2 separate regions of the Homo sapiens genome follow, and region 1 is linked to region 2. Evidence: read pairs that join two places in POLR2A ChIA-PET (ENCODE). Cell type or tissue: OCI-LY7. All regions are shown on one strand. Links, peaks and the distances in the headings refer to the core of each region. The heading gives the core; the rest is flanking DNA. Region 1 has its middle 49 kb from the start of PPARGC1B. Region 2 has its middle 19 kb from the start of MIR145.

The links. ChIA-PET counts read pairs that join two places held together with the same protein. Peaks named below come from ENCODE experiments on the same cell type or tissue, not always from the same donor. Only the 100,000 strongest peaks of a DNase experiment are listed, where the experiment ranks them.
Region 1: POLR2A ChIA-PET joins it to region 2 with 11 read pairs; 1 of 35 experiments calls an interaction of 5 or more read pairs at or near these places.

What each region holds. Positions count from the first base shown.
Region 1 is chr5:149,678,668-149,684,040 of GRCh38, reverse strand. No RefSeq gene overlaps it. Among named protein-coding and RNA genes, the nearest start is that of PPARGC1B, 49 kb to the left of the region's middle. RefSeq lists enhancers at 3,228-3,277, 3,368-3,687. In OCI-LY7, for the core only: a CTCF peak has its summit at 2,794; a DNase peak (open chromatin) is centred at 3,130; H3K27ac peaks cover 1,036 bases.
Region 2 is chr5:149,446,815-149,452,187 of GRCh38, reverse strand. No RefSeq gene overlaps it. Among named protein-coding and RNA genes, the nearest start is that of MIR145, 19 kb to the right of the region's middle. In OCI-LY7, for the core only: a CTCF peak has its summit at 2,713; a DNase peak (open chromatin) is centred at 2,727.

The DNA.
Region 1 (5,373 bases), core at 59-5,058, 230 kb before region 2:
GTGAGGCCAAGGTGGGTGGATCACTTGAGCCCAGGAGTTTGAGACCAGCCTGGGCAACATAGTGAGACCCTATCTCTACAAAAAGTACAAAAATTACCTGGGCATGGTGGCAATCACCTGTAATCTCAGCTACTCGGGAGGCTGAGGTGGAGGATTGCTTGAGCCCAGGAGGCGAAGTTTGCACTGAGCTAAGATTGCACCACTGCAGCAAGGCTCTTCAAAAAAAAAAAAAAAAAAATGTAACACACACACAAGTCAATTTTACTGCATGTTAATTGTCAAAATAAGAAAAACAAGTCATCAGTGGTATTGTCATTCCGACTCAGCCACTCACTCCCAGCCTCTCTTTCCTCCCTTTTCCTCATTCTCTGCAACCAGAAACTCCTTAAAGAATAGGCACTTCTACCCCCCAAATATTTGAAGACGTCCTTAATAACTTGGCTTTGTTACTTTTTTTTTTTTTTTTGAGATGGAGTGTCGCTCTGTCACGCAGGCTGGAGTGCAGTGGCGCAATGCACGATCTCGGCTCACTGCAACCTCTGCCTCCCAGGCTCAAGTGATTCTCCTGACTCAGCCTCCCATATGGCTGCAATTACAGGCGTGAGCCACCACACCTGGCTAATTTTTGTATTTTTAGTAGAGACGGGGTTTCACCATGGTCAGGCTGGTCTCAAACTCCTGACCTTGTGATCTGCCCGCCTTGGCCTCCCAAAAGTGCTGGGATTACAGGCGTGAGCCACCATGCCCGGCTGGCTTTGTTACTCTTAATACAAAGGTAATTTTTTTGGGGGGAAGAAGTTAAGGGAGGGAGAAATCATAAAAGAAACATGTGATGTAGAAACAAACGCCCTCAGGAATCCCACCCTCCAGAATGAGCTGCTTTGGAGGAGCTTCCACCATGACCATTTCAAAGCAATTTTATGCAGCTCTTTCCTCACAAGGTTTAGAACTCATAGGGTCGGATTTACTCCAATGGATTCTTCAGGTAAACGAGGAGGGCCTGGGGGACCATGACCTTAAAGGGTTGACATCTGGGACGCCAGCCCATCCTCACATCAAGTAACAGCATTTCAAGGTTGGATGGAGTCTTGGGGTAATCTAGTTCATCACAGGCCATGCAGTTCCTTCCTCTCTCTCTCTGTCACCGCCCCCAGGGAGGCACTGTCTCTCACGGTAGCATCTTCCCCTCAGCCTCCCTCCTGCTCTGCACAACGGCTGCTACATCCCATCAGCCAAATGCATTTGAGATCACTGGTTCAATCATCCAGTCAACGTTTGACAAATCATTCATTCATTTGTTCCTTCCTTCCTTCCTTCCTTCAAAAGTACTTACTGAACACTTACTATGTGCCAGGCACTGGGCTAAGTTGCAGGAATATCTCGGTGAACAAGATAGACACGGTTCCTGCTTACATTCCTTTCAGAGACAGATACCATAAATTCTAACACACATTTCCATAACAACTGTGCTAGAGCCTGTAAGACAGAGTTACATGGCGTGGTGAGACTGAATCTGGCCAGGTCAGGCTTCTCTGAGGAAAGAGCTATTAATCTGGGCAGGAGTTGGCCAAGTTCAGCGCAGAGGGAAGGGCATTTGAGACAGATGGAACTGCGTATGCAAGGGCCCGAGAGGTCAGGGTGGCTCGACCTCTGACCAAGCCATTGCTAGTGGGATTGCAGAATGCAATTGTGGGGACACAGCAGTGGACAGGGCACAGTGAAAGTTCTCCAGGGAAATGTTCTGGGGACTCTTGCCACTGGCCTTGAGCCTTTCTTTCCTGTTCCCTGGTGGGTCCTTCATCTGAAACAGAACATTTTCCGTAGAGGCTCAGAGTATGGGATCTGGAGTCAGACTGTTATAAACCATCTCATCTGGGCTCCATCACTGACTATGTGTGTGCAAATGGCAGCAACTTAATCTCCCCAGGTCTCATTTTTCCCACCTGTAAAATGGGTATGAAACTATAACATGCGTTGTTGTGAGGATTAAGGGAGATAATCCACATAAAGTCATGACCACAATGCCTGGTACATCAGCAGTGCTCCATGCATGGTAGCTAGTGTTGTTATTATTGTTCTTATTAATATTTTCAGAGGCACCAGGGTCCTTGACCCTGGAGGTGCAGTCTCTTTATGGCTAAATATGGAGTTAACACAGAGCCAGGGAGGGTCTCCCAGCCCCTGGATTCCTAGAGACAAAAGTCTGGGCAATTACTCGATTGGAACATTCCATGAATCCATCAAGTAAGTTTTGGAAGTGGACTTGTGTTTGTTAGTGACACAGACAGAAGAGTGGAGGACAGCTAAGACCCAAGAAGATTTCTTAGATGACAGATGTGTGCTGCTAGTTGACATCGGCTCCCACTCCCCACCCCGCCTTCCACCCCAAAAACTGGACTCTCTTCCAAAGGATTCCAGCGATGCTCTCGGTAAGGAGAACCCCACTAAGTATTCTCTGGGCTGAGGAGTCACGGGTTCTGCCTTCCCAGAAAAGCACCTTTGCTCCACTGGGAGAATGCCTTTGGACTGATAAAGACTCTCTGAGTCCAGTTATGGGTAGGAATACTGCAAGGAGGTGAAGCTATTTTTTGCCACATGCTCTATCTCTCCAGCAGGCACAGTGACATTGCCCAGGATCCAAATAGCCCTAGCTGTAGAAGGTCATGGAGTTGAAGGCTAGAAGGCTTGGCTCTTCCAGAGCCAGGGTGGGGGGTGGGGGGACTATTTGCATCACCACTTGGGGGAGTCCTAAGACCTTTAGCTGTCCCCCCACCTTCCGTCCCCTCGCCCCAGCCTCAACCCACTGTCCACAGGACTCCTGTGGAACCCATTCCCCCCTGGGCCCAGAGTCTGGTGGCAACTGTTTATTTTTAGCCTTTGATTCCCCAAGAATGCAAGAGTGGGTGCTTGTGGAGCAGGGGAGGGAGGAGGGAGGAGGAAGAGGAACTTCAGGGCTTGGAGGGCCAAGGAGGACATAGCCCAGCCCAAGCCCAATTTCAACCCTGTGACAGCCTGTGGCAGGGTCAGGGCCAAGTCCTCGCCCTTCTTGGCCCACCCAGCTCAGGACCAGGTTGGGCTTATGCCTCCCTGTTCCCCTTTTCTTCTTCTCTGAAGGCCCTAGAGACTCATGGGCTTTCCGTTCCTCTTTTGAGCCACCCCCATGCTCTCAGTCCTCTGGAGTTCTCATTCTCAGCCACAGTGGGTGCATCACAGGACTCCTCAACACTTCCCTTCCTCCTGCCTCTGAAAAGACATCTCCCCAGCCCATCTCCTTTTGCCTGCCTGGCACTATAGTAGGCACTTAATACATATGGGTAGACAGAGGCTGTGTTTCATTGCTTCTTCCCATAGGCAGAAGGCCTGAATAATGGAAGAACCAATAAGAGGAAGTTACAAAGGTTTAGAAACTCTTACCAAACCCTTAAGTCATTGTCCCTGACTGCCTGTTTCCTGAGAAGTTCCCTGGCACCCCCAGGGCTCATCTTTGCCTCTGTGATCCTGAAGGAGATGCATTTATTCTTCCTTCCTCTTCCATTCTACCTTCAGCCTTTCCTTGGTCCTTCTCTCCAGGATACCTAGGCCCTGCCCCACAGCCTACATGAGAGTCTGCCAAAAGGGAAATGGGCAGGTCGTGCTGGCTGAAATCCTGGCTCCAAGACACACGAGCCGCGTGACCTAGGGCAAGCTGCCCTGGCCCCTGCAAGAGATCATACAGCTCTCTTGGGGGTTGCTGTGAGGTCTTGGAAGAATGTGCATAAAATGGCTGGCAAACAGTAGGTGCACAATGAGTGGTTGTTATTGTTATCATTTAATAAAGAGTGCAGAAAAACAAGCCTTCTTTTTTAACATCTACTTTCACTCTATACCTGATCATTCTTCATGTTGGTATCATGCCTTAATATGTTACAAAGCACTTTCTCCTCCATTAGCTCAGCTGATCTCCACACAACACCTTGAGAAGGGCCAAGTCATTGTTGTGGGATTTTTGTCCCCACTATACCGATAAAGATATTCAGGCTCCAGGGAGATGTAGAACTGTCTTGCTCATCATTGTGTGGACAGCACCTAAAGCAGGGCCTGGTCCACCGCAGGTGCTCAAAACAGAACCGAGCAAAATCCTGTTGAAGAAATGGCCTATACAATGTCACCCTACAGCCACCTACCCTTTCCTCATCAGTAAAATGGGAATTAACACTGCAGGACATCAAGTTACGACTCTAGAATTCAGCTACATGTTAACAGGCGGCAGGGGGTGAGGCATGTGTATCCACACCCTCTCCCCTTCTTCCCAGAAGGGAGACTGCCTTGGTCTTTCAGGAGAATAATTGGGAAATGCCTTTGACAGGAAGATGGGTATAGCTCATTCCCTGAAGATCCTCAGAACAGACCATCCCTGTCCTTGCGTCCTGGTATTTTGGTTTCTTCAGCTGGGAGCTGAATTTACGAGAGAGAAGAGGGGCCTGAGTGTGTGCAGTCATGGGAAGCAAATTCCAAGGAAGAGGGAAGGGTTCCAGAGTAGAAATTATGATTCCCTCTAATATTGACACCTTGGGGAAAAAGATTCTGTTGCATTTGGAAGAGATGGGGTGCGGTGAATGAAAATTTAAGGGAAAATTAAACTATGTGCAATCTCTTTTTAGGTGAAAAATAATTTCAGTAATTTAGGGACATAAAAATCCATTATGTATAAGTTGATTTTCTCTGCAAGTTATCATAATCAGTATATTACATTTCAAAGTGTAATACTTCAGGCAATAATTATAAATCTGTGGTTTACTTTTAATTTGGTGATTTAAAAAAAACAAATGGAGCTATAGCTATTAAATTTTAGGGAGTCTCTTCAGTTTGCCTGTTGATTAAAAGCAGAGGTCACCCACGCTTGACTTCAGTAAAGCCTCTAACATTTTGAGCGCTTGGGGTTTAAACAGAGATCATACATCTTTAGGAAAGTTGCTGAAACTATAGGAGGGAAAATCCCCAACTCACTGATAACAACATTTGTCTCTTGGAATTTACGTCACCCTTCTAAATGTACACTTTATTTGTTAGAGACCATAAATCCTATTTTCCCTTAAAATAATTTGCAATGCTTTTATATTCTTGGAATTCGTCTCATTATATTACAGAAAGGAAAAATGGAAGAAATAATGATTAAAGCTGATATTTTTTGAGCACCTACTATGGACGATACTGTTTGAAGGACTTTCCATGCACGCATTTATTTAATTCTTAAAACAGTTCCCCAGTTCCTCATAACATAGGTACCATTATTATCCCCATTGGAGGAAGTGATGTGACTTGCCTAATGTCCCATGGCTACTAAGGGAAGAATCAGGATTTGTGTCCCCGTTGAAAGCAAAGTGGTGGTGAGCT
Region 2 (5,373 bases), core at 76-5,075:
AGAGGGCGACAGCCTGCAGCCAGAGGCCCATTGCCAGGGAAGGTCCTTTATCTCCTCTGAGAGGCTGGGGTCTTTCATGTATCGGGGACACGGAAGCTCAGAGTGGTGAGGCCCAGCCCTGTGGCCTGGCCAGAGGCCCTGCATTAGCTCAGAGCTGCTGACTGGGATCGGAGGGGTATATTCCTCAGGGCAGGGGGGCCCTTAGAGACCTTGTACAACTAATCGAACATCAGACTCCCTACCTCAGAATCCTCAGGACCAGGTGAGGGGTGCACACCTGTCATCCCGGCACTTTAGGAGGTCACGGTGGGAGGATCACTTGAGGCCCCGGGTTCAAGATTACAGTGAGCTATGATCGCACCATTGCACTCCAGCCCGGACGACACAGTGAGACCCTGTCTCTAAATCAATCAATCAATCAATCAATAAGTCAATCAATACAAGAATCCTCCTCAACACAGCTCTCCAGACAGCCACTATCAATCAGTTGGAGCTGGCACAAGAGTTAAAAATTACCCTGTGGTTCTAATTCCAGACCCAGAAGTCAGCCTTGGTGGCATCTCGCAGTATACCGAGGCCCAGAGAGGTCCCACGGCTGGACGAGAGAGGCAGGTTGGGACCAGGTCTCCCCATCCAGAGTCCAGGCACTGTTTCATGAAACTGGGACTTTTTTTTTCTTTTTGAGACGGAGTCTCTCTCTGTTACCCAGGCTGGAGTGCAGTGGCACGATCTTGGCTCACTGCAACCTCTGCCTCTTGGATTAGCAATTCTCTGCCTCAGCCTCCCGAGTAGCGGGGATTACAGGTGCCTGCCACCACGCCTGGCTAATTTTTGTATTTTTAGTAGAGATGGGGTTTTACCATCCTGGCCAGGCTGGTCTTGAACTCCTGACCTCGTGATCCACCTGCCTCAGCCTCCCAAAGTGCTGGGATTACAGGCGTGAGCCACCACACCCAGCGACACTGGGACTTTTTACACAGGGGCGACACCCAAACCTTCCTGCCTTCCCCCTCACTGTGAATCACTCCTGGCTGCTACCAACAGCCAGGTTTCACAGCTGCTGCAATTGCAGCCCTGGCACTGGGGTCCGAGGACAGCTGCTCCTGTTGCAGGATCCGCCCCGTCCCCGGGCTGCGTGACCTCTTTAGTCAGGAAGCTTGAAATTGTTCTGAAGTACAAGTAGAAGTTTGCCTGGGTGAAAAAGTTCAAGGAGGGAATTCTGGGCAGAAGAATCAGCATCAGCGAGGACCAGACCCAGCAGAAGGAAGAGGGGATAGAAGGGGGCTGAAGGGGCTGGGAGGCAGCAGAGACATACGAAGCCATTGCTCACAAGACCTGGGCTCTAGTCTTGGTTTAGCTACGAGCTTGCTGGGATGCTCGGAGCAAGTCCCTGCCCTTCTGGGCCTCAGTTTCCCCATTGGTACAGTAGGGAGGCAGGGCTGGATGCTTTGTCAGGGTTCCCTAGTACCCTTCTCCTCACTTTCCTGGCCAGTGCAGGGGATCCAGATAGTGATCTTCGGAGAGGCCCAGCCTCACCTGGAACTCCGCATTTCCTGGGCCTCTGCCTGGCCCAATCTGGGATTGCAGGGAAGAGAGACACTGGTGTCCTTCTCTCCTCTCTGTGCCCAGGCAAAGGGTATGAGACACACAGTGCTCTGTGACCCTGGGAGAATCATATACGCTCTCTCTGGGTCCTTTCCTCCATGGTACAGCTAGCCACTGGCTGGGACCCAAGGCTCTGACAGCTGGGAGGGTGGCTGGAGGCAGGGACGCTTGCATAGCCAAGGAATGTGTTTACTTCCCCCATGTGCTGGAAGGAAACTGAGCAAGGCCCCTGCTGGATTCCTTCCCAGCCAGGCCTGCGGGCCTCTCCACCTCCTCCCCAAGCAGGCCCCATTGTTCTAGGCAACCCCTCTTACAAGATACATTTCTGGGACCCTCTTGCCTCATTTTACCCCTCCATGGATAGAAACCCTGACACAGTTGGGGTAACCCATTGGTGTCAGGCTCTTGGCCTGGACCCAGGACCTGGGGCCCTCCCCACCAGCTTTGTATCTAACCACTGTGAGGCCCTGACAAGTTCCTTGCCTGCTACAGCCTCAGTTTCCCCTTTCTATTATGAGGGGATAGGGGGAAGTGGGCTCTAAAGGCTCCTTCGGTCCCAGGAGTCAGTGCCTCAGCGACGCCTCCTGGGAAGGCAGGGTCATCCGACAGTTGTGAGCACGGGCTGCCATTTGCCGGGAGGCTCCAGCACATGGAAGTGCCAGGCTCCATTCCAGGTGCTGCAGACACAGCAGCAAATGAGACAGTGCAGTCCGGTCCTCAGCGAGAGGGGCCATGTTGAACAAATACTTCATGGTAAACTGGGTGCATGTTCCAGAGTAGACTCGTGATGAACCAGTTATGAGAGAGGGAAGAGCCTGCTCTAGATTGGGGTCAGGGAAGGGCTGGCCGGGGAGGTGACATCTGGGTTGAGATGTGGAGGAGAGACGGTACCAGTGTCAAGAAAGGGGTGGGGGAGAGTGCTCCAGGCTGAAGGCCAGTTCGTCCAGTGGAATGAGGGGCAAAGACTGAGTGGAGAGCATGGGGGTCAAGGAAGTGGTTCCAACATTTACAGCCTGGGGGACCTGAGAAAGGGCCCTTAACCTCCCCAGTGTCATTTTCACCATCTGTAAATCAGTGATAGTATCCTGAGGCTTTAATCATGTAGCGCCCCCTGCTTGCTTCAGGGCCTCAGGAAGAAGAAGCACTAAAATGGCAGCGAAGTGTCTAGTTACGCTGTGTGCAGGTGTGATTTCTATTAGTCTGCTTATATTTTATAACCCGCTTCCCTTTGCTTGTGCATTTTTTCTGGTCTCTGGAGCTTGATTTAAGATCTTTGTTTTTTTATTCTTTTGCTCCTATTTTTTAATTTGTACTTTCATGTTACGTTTTATGCATTCCTTTACACTTCTGTTAAGGTGACATTATTAATATTATTATTACTGCTATTATTATTATTTTCCATGAGTCTATATTACAAGCAGAAAATGGAATTGTGGGAGAATGCTTCCAAGTGTGTAAGCTGCTGTGCAAATGTGAGGAATTCTTATCACATACCCAAACTGTCTTGGAGCTGCACTGATATATAACATATTGCATCATGGAATCAAAAACTCCCTGCAAACCTGCAGCCCCAGCCCTGTGCCAGGGAGAGGCAAACATGAGGCATTTTTCCCCATGTGGCTTTAGGGACTAGAGTGAAGGATGTCCCAAAAGGAGACAAGTCCCATAGGAAAGGCTGAGGAAACTGGGAAGAGAAGCTCTGGGAGCCCAGAGCACTGTCTGAAAGACTGGGTGGCCCTCCTGAGGGAGAGAACTGGGTTCGTATGCAGAGTGAATGAATGAATATGAGGCAGAATTTTCTAACACTTTTCTGGCAAATCTATTCCAAAGACAAAGTGACCTGAGAGGTAGCAAGCACCCTGTCACTCTAGCTGTGTGAACTGTACAGTTACTCTTTCTATTAATACAGTGGTTTGGAGAGGATTCAAGCGTTGGGTGGAAGATGTGTGTATTGGGGGTGGGGGATGGGAGGGTGAAGGCTATGGGAAAATGAGAAGAAATAATGTGTCATCAATTAGGATTAGATTTGACTGCAGGAAACAGAAGCCCAAAACAGTAATGGCTTATATAACATGGATACTTTTCTTTCTTACTTACGTCTTTCTCCCATGAAAGTCTGAGGATGAGTGATCCGGGCTGGTGTGGCAGCTCTTCTCTGCCTGATTGCAGGGGTAAGGGAGTGGGAGGGGGCTCATGGCTCCTGTCTTTCAAATCACATTCCCTATCGTGTGGCCTTCATCCTCATGGTCCAAAATGGTGGCCAGCATATCCACATTCCAGGGAGCAAGATGAAAGAAGGGACAGTGACAGAAGGATGAAGGGGCAAAGGTGGAAAAGGAAAAGGAAGATTCTCAGAAGCTGCCAGGGGTGTCGATGCTCTCATCTCATTGGCTAGACTTAGTCACATGGCCATGGCCAGTGGCAAAGGAGGACGGGAAATGTTGTCTTCATTCTGGGTGGCCGTGGTCGCAGCTACCAAGTCCATCTTTGTGGAAGGGGAGAACGGATGTTGAGGGACAATCAGCAGTCTCTTCCCTAGATGATATTCTTGATCTCTTTCCATTCTAAAAGTCAAGTCCATGCGTTTGTTGTTCTCAATTCTCTATCACTATAGCCAAGGTCTGAACACTTGCCGTTGGCCCAAAGCAGGGATCTGAGTGACATGGAATGGTGAGACAGGTGAGGGAGGGTAGGAGAGCTCAGAGAGATGCCGGATATTAGAGAAGGGCAGCCTCTCCATTCTTCTTGCTGACTAAGCATCTTCCCAGTGTTTGGAAGTCTGTCCCTGGGAACATGTGAGCTGAGCAACCTGAAAAATTGCCTTCCCTTGGGGCAAAAGGTGTTCTGTCCTTGGCTTTCAAAGCTGGGCAAGTTGTGAAATGGGTACTTGAAGGATGTTTCCAAATTTGTACAAAAATGGAGGTGAAGCTATTGTTCACTGTGTCAGGAAGGGCCCTGGATTTAACTGCTTCTGTGAAGGGATTCATTCTGGAATTCAGAATCAGGAAAACGCTTATCTCCAGCTGAGCTCATATGACTTTCTTAGTCTGCCGACACATCAGATAGTGCAGTGGCCCTCTGTTGTGTTTGTTTCTTAGCATTATGCCTTTCACCTCCTTTTGGTAACATCACCTGCTTTTCTTCTGTGCAACCCATCCCCTCCCCACCTCAGCTTTCAGTCCATGTGGTTCCGATGGGGCTGATTCCATCCACTCTTCTCCTCCAGGGGGTGAGCACAATGCTCAGGCCTGTCTAATTGGAGTCATGGTGATGAATCTGGATTTGTTCATGGTTCAGTTTGGGCCATTAAGAGACAGCCCTGGGACTTTTGCTAACTTAAGTGGTGGGGCGGTGGGGAGGGGTGAGGGGAAACACATCTTTTCCAGTGTGGGTGCTAAGCTGATAAGATGTAAATCTGGAGTTGCTGGTGGCTATTTTTGCACCTTATAGAAAGAGTTTTCCTGGGAATGAGGGAATAAAATCAATACACAGGACAGCAGAGCAGAGAATGGAGAGTGTGACACATTACCAGTGACATTACTGGGCCCCTGGAACCAGCCATGCCTGAAGCTGTTATACCCCTGAATTTCTTTCTTTTTTTTTTTTTTTGTTGAGATGGAGTTTCACTCTTGTTGCCCAGGCTGGAGTGCAATGGCTCCATCTCAGCTCACTGCAACATCTGCCTCCCGGGTTCAAGTGATTCTCCTGCCTCAGCCTCCCTAGTGGCTGGGATTACAGGTGCGTGCCACCACACCCGGCTAATTTTTT